Regions from separate parts of the Homo sapiens genome. Here region 2 is linked to region 1. The links are chromatin loops, found by intact Hi-C in ENCODE. Cell type or tissue: PC-3. All regions are shown on one strand. Links, peaks and the distances in the headings refer to the core of each region. The heading gives the core; the rest is flanking DNA.

Evidence for each region. Hi-C counts contacts between places; a loop is a spot of excess contacts. Peaks named below come from ENCODE experiments on the same cell type or tissue, not always from the same donor. Only the 100,000 strongest peaks of a DNase experiment are listed, where the experiment ranks them.
Region 2: a loop joins it to region 1, with 6 times the contacts of the local background. A loop is called at or near these places in 1 of 110 quality-filtered maps.

What each region holds. Positions count from the first base shown.
Region 1 is chr10:36,095,391-36,099,789 of GRCh38, reverse strand. No RefSeq gene overlaps it. Among named protein-coding and RNA genes, the nearest start is that of LINC02630, 200 kb to the right of the region's middle. In PC-3, for the core only: no CTCF peak of the experiment used is centred there; DNase peaks (open chromatin) are centred at 1,939 and 3,029; H3K27ac peaks cover 2,266 bases.
Region 2 is chr10:36,021,961-36,026,359 of GRCh38, reverse strand. No RefSeq gene overlaps it. Among named protein-coding and RNA genes, the nearest start is that of LINC02630, 130 kb to the right of the region's middle. In PC-3, for the core only: no CTCF peak of the experiment used is centred there; a DNase peak (open chromatin) is centred at 2,209; H3K27ac peaks cover 1,642 bases.

The DNA of each region.
Region 1 (4,399 bases), core at 262-4,261:
CTATATCATTTTCCTTCTCCTTGAAAAACTTCATTTAACATTTCATGCAAAGCTGGTCTACTGGCAACAGACTTCCTCAATTTTTGTTTGTCTAAGAAAACTTTTATTTTTCATTCACTTTTGAAGAATAATATTACAAGGTACAGAATTCTAAGTTGGTGCTTTTCTCCCTCAACACTTTAAATATTTCACTCAACTCTCTGCTTCCTTACATTGTTTCTGAGGAGAGGTTGGATGTAATTTTTATCTTTGCTCCTCCCTAGGTAAGATTTTTCTTCTCCTGACTTCTTTCAAGTTTTTCCTTTATCTTTGAATTTCTCCAGTATGGGTATGATATGTCTAGGTGTGATGTTTTGGCATTTGTTATGATTAGTGTTCTGGGAGCTTCCTATATCTGTAGTTTTGGTTTGACATTGATTAGAGGAAAATCTCAGCCATTATTACTTCAAATATTGCTTCTGTTCCTTTCTCTCTTTCTTTTCCTTCTGGTATTCCCATTATGTGTATGTTACATCTTTTGTAATCATCTCACAGTTCTCTTTTGTCTTTTAAAGACTTTTTTCATCCTTTTGCCTTTAAGATTTGTAAGTTTGTGTTTTCATATCTTCAAGCTCAGAATTATTTCTTCAGTCATGTCCCATCTGCTAATAATTCCATCAAAAATATTCTTCACTTCTGTTATAGTATTTTTTATCTCTAATATTTTCTTTTAGTTGTTTCCTAGAATTCCTATGTCTCTGCTTACATTTTGTGGCCTTGTATGATGTACTTTTTTCTTTTTTTAAGACGGAGTCTCGCTCTGTCTCCCAGGCTGGAGTGCAGTGGCGTGATCTCCCCTCACTGCAAGCTCCGCCTCCCGGGTTCATGCCATTCTCCTGCCTCAGCCTCCCGATTAGCTGGGACTACAGGCACCTGCCACCATGCCCGGCTAATTTTTTGTATTTTTTACTAGAGACAGGGTTTCACCGTGTTAGCCAGGATGGTCTCAATCTCCTGACCTTGTGATCCGCCCACCTCAGCCTCCCAAAGTGCTGGGATTAAAGGCGTGAGCCACCGCGCCTGGCCGATGTACTTTTTTCTTTAAAGCCTTTAATATATTCATTTTAGCTTATTTTAATTCCTGGTTTGATAATCCTAACATTTTTGCCATATCTAACGCTGGTTGTGATGCTTGTTGAGTGTTCAAACTGATCTACTTATTTTAGTATGCCTTATAATTTTGTGTTGAAAGGCAGACTTGACATACTGGGTAAGAAGAATTGTGCTAAATGGGCCTTTAGCGACAGGGTGGGAAGGTGTGGGTAAGGGAGGGTTCTATAGTCCTGTGATTAGGTCTCGTCTTTGGTGAGCCTGAGCCTCTGGACTGTAAACTTCATCAGTGCTGCTCAGGTTTCTTTCTTCTCTCTTAAGTGGGACAGGGTGGCTGGAGGGGGTTAGAGTCATGTCTGCCTTTATCTAGGTCGGTCAGGCTCTGATATAACTTCAGCATGTTAGGCTGTGGTAAAATAATTTCTCCTGAGGGCAGGCCTTGTTAAGAACAGAATGTTCCGAGGTATTTCAAGCTGCTTCCTTTTCCCCTATCCCTGCCAAAATATATAAATAATTCTCTAAAATTAATAAGTGAAATGCAAACAAGACCTACAAATAGGCAATTTGGAAAAAAAAATGGCCAATGAACCCATGAAAAGAAATCCTCACTAATAACTGGGAAAACGCAAAATAAAACAATAATGAGAACTATTTTACACAATAAGATTGGCAAAAAAATAACAAGCTTGACTATACCAACTGTAGGTAAGGACAAGAAACACTGGAGTGTTTATAAAGTGCTGAGTGGTTTAAAATGATCTTAGCTATTTAGGAGAGCTATTTGGCATTATCTATTAAAACTGAAGGAGCAAGTTCCATGACTCATTGATTTTATTTCCAGGTATAAACACTATTAAAAAAACCTCTCATCTTTGTGTGCAGAGAGACACGTAATAAAATTCTTACAGCAATATGTTTATAGCTTAACGTTGAGTACAGTCAGCCCTCCAAATCCAGTGGGTTCCACATTAATGGATTCAACCACCTGCAGATTGAAAATATTTGGAGGAAAAAGTAAAAAATAAAAATACAAAACTAAAAACAATACGAATTAAAGAACAAAGTTGTATAAAAGCTATTAACATAGCATTTACATTGTATTAAGTATTATAAGTAATCTAGAGATGTTTCAAATATAATCATGTGCCACATAGCAACATTTCAGCCAACAGTGAACTGCATGTATGATGGTAGTCCCATGAGATTATAATGGAGCTACAAAATCCCTATCACTTACTAACATCATAATGTTGTAGCACAATGATTACTTCCTTGTTTGTGGTGATGCTGGTGTAAACAAACCTACTGTGTTTCCACTCTTATAAATGCATAATATATACAATTATGTACAGTATATAATACTTGATAATAAACCACCATCTTACTACTGATTTTTGTGTTTACTGTGTTTTTTCTCATTATTTGAGAGAGTTCTCCTTCTACTTATAAAAAAAAGTTAACTATAAAACAGCCTCAGGCAGGTCCTTCAGGAGGTATCCCAGAAAAAGGCATTTTTATCATAGGAGCTGACAGCTTCATGCGTGTTATTTCCCCTAAAGAGCTTCCAGTGGAACAAGATGTGGAGGCGAAAGACAGTGATATTCATGGTCCTGACCCTGCGTAGACCTAGGTTAATGTGTGTATTTGTGTTTTAATTTTTAACAAAAAGTTTAAAAAGTAGTAAAATAAAATGAAAAAAATTTAAAATAGAAAAACCTTATAGAATGAGGATATAAAAAAATTTTGTACAGCTGTACAATGTGTTTGTGTTTTAAGCTGTTTAAAGTTAAAGATTTATAAAGTTAAGAAGTTACAGTAAGCTGTTAATTATTTTAGAAAGAAAAATTAGAAATTCAGTACAGTGTCCATCAAGTCTATAGTAGTGTACAGTAATGTCCTAGGCCTTCACACTCACTTACCACTCACTCACTGACTCACCCAGAGCCACTTCCAGTCCTGCGAGCTCCGTTCATGGTTAAGTTCCCTATACAGATGTATCATTTTTTATTTTCATACAATATTTTCACTGTCCTTTTTGGGTGTTTAGATACACAAATGTTTACCATTATGTTCCAATTACCCTCAATATTCAGTACAGTCAGATACTATTCAGGTTTATAATAAATAAATACATTGTGAATATAATTACACAATGGAATATTTATAACAATAAAATGAGTTAGTACTACATGCATTAGAAATCTCAAAAATCCATTGATGGGGAAAAGCAAGGTTTACAAGAAAATATGCAGCATGGTGCAATTGTATAAAGTTTAAAACATATAATGCATTGGTTAGAAATGTAATAATATAGAGTAAATCTGTAAATACTTCATGGGAATAATAACTGAAAATTTTCTAGAATTTACCGTTAATGGGCAGCAAGAAAAACAACAGCAAGATCAAAAAACAGTTTATCAATGGTTCAAGTGGTATTTGTAAAATTTCTCACATGGGGTATTATGTACATTCATATGTGTTATATTCAATACCTGAGAAAATCTGAATGCCTTAAATTTTTGAAAAAAGAAATAAAATATAATCAACTTGTTTTTAAAAAGACATTAATGCTAAGAGGAAAATTATAAAGATATAAAATATAATCATTGCATACAAGCATGGATATATGCCTCAGCCTTCCACAATATCTGTATTGTCATAAAAACTGAATATTTAATCAAAACATTCATCACTTTCTTATTGGGAGGATGGAGAATGAACATAATTTTGTAGTATAGAGTTTGTGTAAAAGAACTAAATCCTTTTCCTTCACAATGGCAAGTTAAATGAGAATGTCCAAACCTAACATTTATTTAGGAATATTGATGTACAAAAAGAACCAGATAAATGATGGAATCCAGTTGCCTCTAGAGAGGAAGACTTGGGAATGTCCATTCTCATACCGCTATAAAGAACTACCTGAGACTGGGCAACTTATAAAGAAAAGAGGCTTAATTGGCTCACAATTCCACAGGCCAGGAAGGCCTCAGGAAACTTACAATCATGGTGGAAGGTGAAGGGGAAGCAGGCACATCTTACATGGCTGGAGCAGGAAGAAGAGTGTGAAGCGGGGAGGCTACACACTTTTTTGTTGTATTTATTAAGTTCTGGGGTACATGTGTGGGTGCGCAGTTTTGTTATATAGGTAAATGTGTGCCATGGTGGTTTGCTGCACCTATCAACCTATCACCTAAGTATTAAGCTCAGCATGCATTAACTGTTTTTCCTGATGCTCTCCCTCCCCTCACCCCTGCTCCTCAATAGACCCCAGTGTGTGTCATTCACCTCCCTGTGTCCATGTGTTCTCATT
Region 2 (4,399 bases), core at 94-4,093, 73 kb after region 1:
CAGCGTAGTGGTGACCAGGAGGCAAGATTATGTGGTCCAGGACCCAGAGCAGGAGGACGCTGCTGGAGAAATAAGCGAAGCAGAGGGTGACTCGATTCAGGGTGGGTGTGTTAGCAAGAGCTCAGTCTCAGAGGGCATGTGAGTCATGGAAGTAATTTTCATTTTGTCCTAAATGGAGTGAGGGGCCAATAAATCATTTTAAGAAGAGTGGCATGATTAGATTAGCATTTTAGAAAGTTTACTTTTACTCTAATATGGAGAATAATTGGAGGAGGCAAGACCAAGGAGGCAGTCCCTCCCCTCATGGGGCATATATTTCCCACAGAGAGACAAAAAGGAATAAATCATCAAAGGTTGTATTTTATCAACTCAAATCACTCTTTTTTTTTTTTCTTGAGATGGAGTCTTGCTCTGTTGCCCAGTCTGGAGTGCAGTGGCATGATCTAGGCTCACTGCAACCTCCACCTCCTGGGTTCAAGTGATTCTCTTGCCTCAGCCTCCTGAGTAGCTGGGATTACAGGTGCGTGCCACTATGCCCAGCTACTTTTTGTATTTTTAGTAGAGACAGGGTTTTGCCATGTTGCCAGGCTTGTCTCAAACCCTTGACCTCAAGTGATCCTCCCGCCTTGGCCTCCCAAAGTGCTGGGATTACAGGCATGAGCCACCATGCCTGGCCTCTCAAACCACTCTTTTTTATTCACATTTTTTAGTTTCTGAAGTTGGGATGTGGGTTACAATCCACAGTGTCTTAGATCTGATAAAATGTGGTAAAGCAGAAAACATCAGGCCATAAGAAGTGCTGCAGTATAAGGAAAACATGACGATATGCAGAGAGCGGATGTGAGGTTGCGAAATGTATATTTGGTCTTTGTCCTAAAATCCTTGGAACCTTTAAAATGGCAAGTGTCTTTTTGTATGTTAATAAGTGGACTGGTGACTAGCAGCCCCTAGGTACCTTCAGGATTCGGGCTGGTCACCCAAAGAGCCAAGGCAAGATTAAAGGGTTGGGACTTCCAGCCTCACCCCACAACCTCCAGGGAGCAGAGAGGGGCTGAAGGTTAAGCCAATCACCAATGGCCAATAATTTAATAGTCATACTTATGTAATGAAGCTTTTGTAAGAACCCAAAGAAAGGAACAGGATTCAGAGAGCTTCCAGATAGCCAAACATAGCCGGGCACGGTGGCTCACGCCTGTAATCCCAGCACTTTGGAAGGCCGAGGCAGGTGAATCACTTGAGGTCAGGAGTTCAAAACCAGCCTAACCAACATGGTGAAACCCTGTCTCTGCTAAAAATACAAAATTAGCCAGGTGTGGTGGTGCATTCCTGTAATCCCAGCTACTTGGGAGGCTGAGGCAGGAGAATTGCTTGAATCCAGGAGGTGGAGGTTGCAGTTAGCCAAGATCATGCCATTGCACTCCAGCCTGGGCAACAAGAGCAAAACTCTGTCAAAAACAAAACAAACAAACAAAAAAAACCAGCCAAACATGTGGGGGCTTCTGGAGGGTGGTGCACCCTGAAAGTGCATGGGAGCTCCATACCCTTTCCCGCATACCTGGCCCTATGGGTCCCTTCATCTGTGTCCTTTGTAATGTCCTTTATAAGAAACTGATAAATATAAGCATTTCCTTGAGTTCTCTGAGCTGCTCTTGCAAATTTATCAAATTGATAGAGGAGGTTTTGGGAACCCTGATTTGTAGCTGATTGGTCAGAAGTGCAGGTAAACAACTTAGGGTTTCCAATCAACATCAATGGTGGTGCTTCATTTTTTAGGACTGAGTCCTTGACCTGTGTGATCTGACTCTGTCTCCAGTTGGACGGTGTCAGAATTGAATTGAATGAGGAGACTCTCAGCTGGCATTCTCTGAAGAATCGATGGCTTGCTTGGTGGTTGAAGAAAACCCCACACACATCTGGTCACAGAAGGATTCTGTGCTTAATATTGTAGGATGAGAACAGAGAAATAAAAGTTTGTTTTTTCTACAGTGAACACAAGACCACTTTGGCCTGAGTGGTCAGGGCAGCCCTTTCAGAGTGGTGGCATTTAAACTGAGATCTAAATGACCAAAAGGAGCCTTCCATGAGAGGACATGGCCAAGCAGAGGCAACAAGGAGTCCCAGGACTCAGGAGTGAGTTTGGTGTGTTTATCAGTTACCCATTGCTAAGTGACAAAACAACCTCAAAACCTGGTGACTCAGCCCAACAATCATGTATTTGTCACAACTCTGTGGCTCAGCAGTTTGGGTTGGGCTTAGCCCATGATGGTTGGGCTCACATTATGTCTGGAGGCTGGCAGAGATGGAGGAAAGTGACTCCTATGTCTCTCATGAAGCAGCAGAGTAGTTGAGCCTTCTTCCAGCCAGAGAAAAAGAAATCCCAAATCTACAGTGTTTTTTAAGCTTTTTCATATATCATATTTGCTCTTGTCACAAAGGTCAAAGCAAGTCACATGGCCAAGACTGTAGTTAATGTGGGAGGGCCACACAAGGACATGGATCAGAGAGGGGTAATTCACTGGTGTCCTTACGGTAACAATACCTGACAATGAGCTGAAGGAAGAGAAGGAAGAAGGATAGAGTGAAGGGAGGTAGCAAGTTTGAAGAGGTAGGTAAGTAGGGTTCAGATCATGGTCTTTCTTTATAGACCAGAGAATGTCTGGTTGTTTTCTAAGTGGACGGGGAGACACCATAAAGTTTTAAGCAGGAAAATAATTAGATCTGGTTTACATAGTTCAGAGTGCCTCCTTATCATTGATCATTACCAATGTGTCTTGTAATTGGACAAGAATGTGAGCAGGAAGGCCAGTTAAGAGATTGCTCTGTCAGTGGTCCCAGGAGAAGACAGTTGTGGCATGCCTATGGCATGTGGCAGAGAGATGAGAAGCAGCAGCTGAACAGAAGAACCTTAGAGGTATCACTGAGGCCTGGGTTAGATCTGGGTACGAAGGGCATTGAGAGCCTTTGTCTCTGTCCAGTAACAGATCCTGGTTTCAGCAGCTCAGATGGGGCCCACGGCCCAGGCAGGGCTCTGTAAATTTGCTAAAGAAATAAATACGTTAACAAATTAATTACCATCTTGATTTTTGGTTTCTGTTGTAACTACCTGGACAGAAACTGGCTGCTAACTGATTCACGTGTTTCATCCTACTCTGGGGTGAGTTTTACTGCAATTTTTACTGTAATAATTATCTATTGCTATATAGCAAACTATCTCAAAGTGTAGTGGTTTAAGACAATACGCACTATCTCGATTAGGAATCAGGAACAAGTTGGCTGGATGGCTTAGGCACAAGGTCTCTCGTGAGGCTGCAGACAAGATGTTAGCCAGGACTGCAATCATCTGAAGGCTCAGTTGGGGTTGGAAAATCTGCTTCTAAGGTGGCTTCCTCACACAGCCAGCAATGTGGTGCTGGATGCTGGTGGAAGGCCTCAGCTCCTCCACACTGGGCTCTCCCATGTGGGCCCCTTCCCAGGCTGCTTGAGCATTCTCACAACATGAAGGGTGGCAGCAAAATGTGTATCCTCTTCATGACACAGACTTGGAAGTCTCACATTATGACTTCACCACATTCTAGGTATTAGAAGCAAGTTACTGTCCAGCCCACATCCAGAGGGAGAAGAAGTAGATATTTTACCTTCTGAAGGGAGGTGTGTCAGAGTATTTGTAGGCAATACTAAAGCCACCAGAATTATTAATGACATTCACCATCTTTTGAGTACCCAACAGGAGTCAAGAATTGCACTAGCTATTTTATGGACACTATCTCATCTGACCCTCACACCAGCATCTTACAGATGAGGAGACAAAATCTCAGAGGATCTGCAGATGTGTCTGAGATTTTAAGGCTAGAAAGTGATAGAACCAGGACTCTAAATTCTATCAGTCTGACTCTGAAACCTTCCCTATTTTTGCCTTGCTGCATCTGGGCCTTTTCCCAAACAGCACACAGAACCTTAAGCAAAAGCTTGGCAGTTCGGAAACCTAATTTCATATAAGGCGTCATCTGTCTGTTTTAAACTATGTGCTACTTGGAAGCACTGACCACTTTGTTGCACACATAAAATTATACTAATGTGAACCTCATTATTTAGAATTGGTGATAATGATTAAGCTTATCACAAAGTTTAAATGTATTAAACAAACTGATGGTATAAATAAGATTTCATTTAAAATATGATAGCTTTTGGCTTGGTGCCGTGTCTCACACCTATAATTTCAGCACTTTGGAAGGCTGAGCTGGGTAGATTGCTTGTGCCCAGCAGTTGAAGACCAGCCTAGGCAACATGGTGAAACCCCATCTCTCAGTTAGAGACCAGCCTGGGCAACATGGTGAAACCCCACCTCTACAAGAAACACAGAAATTAGCTTGGCATGGCAGTGTGTGCCCATAGTCCAAGT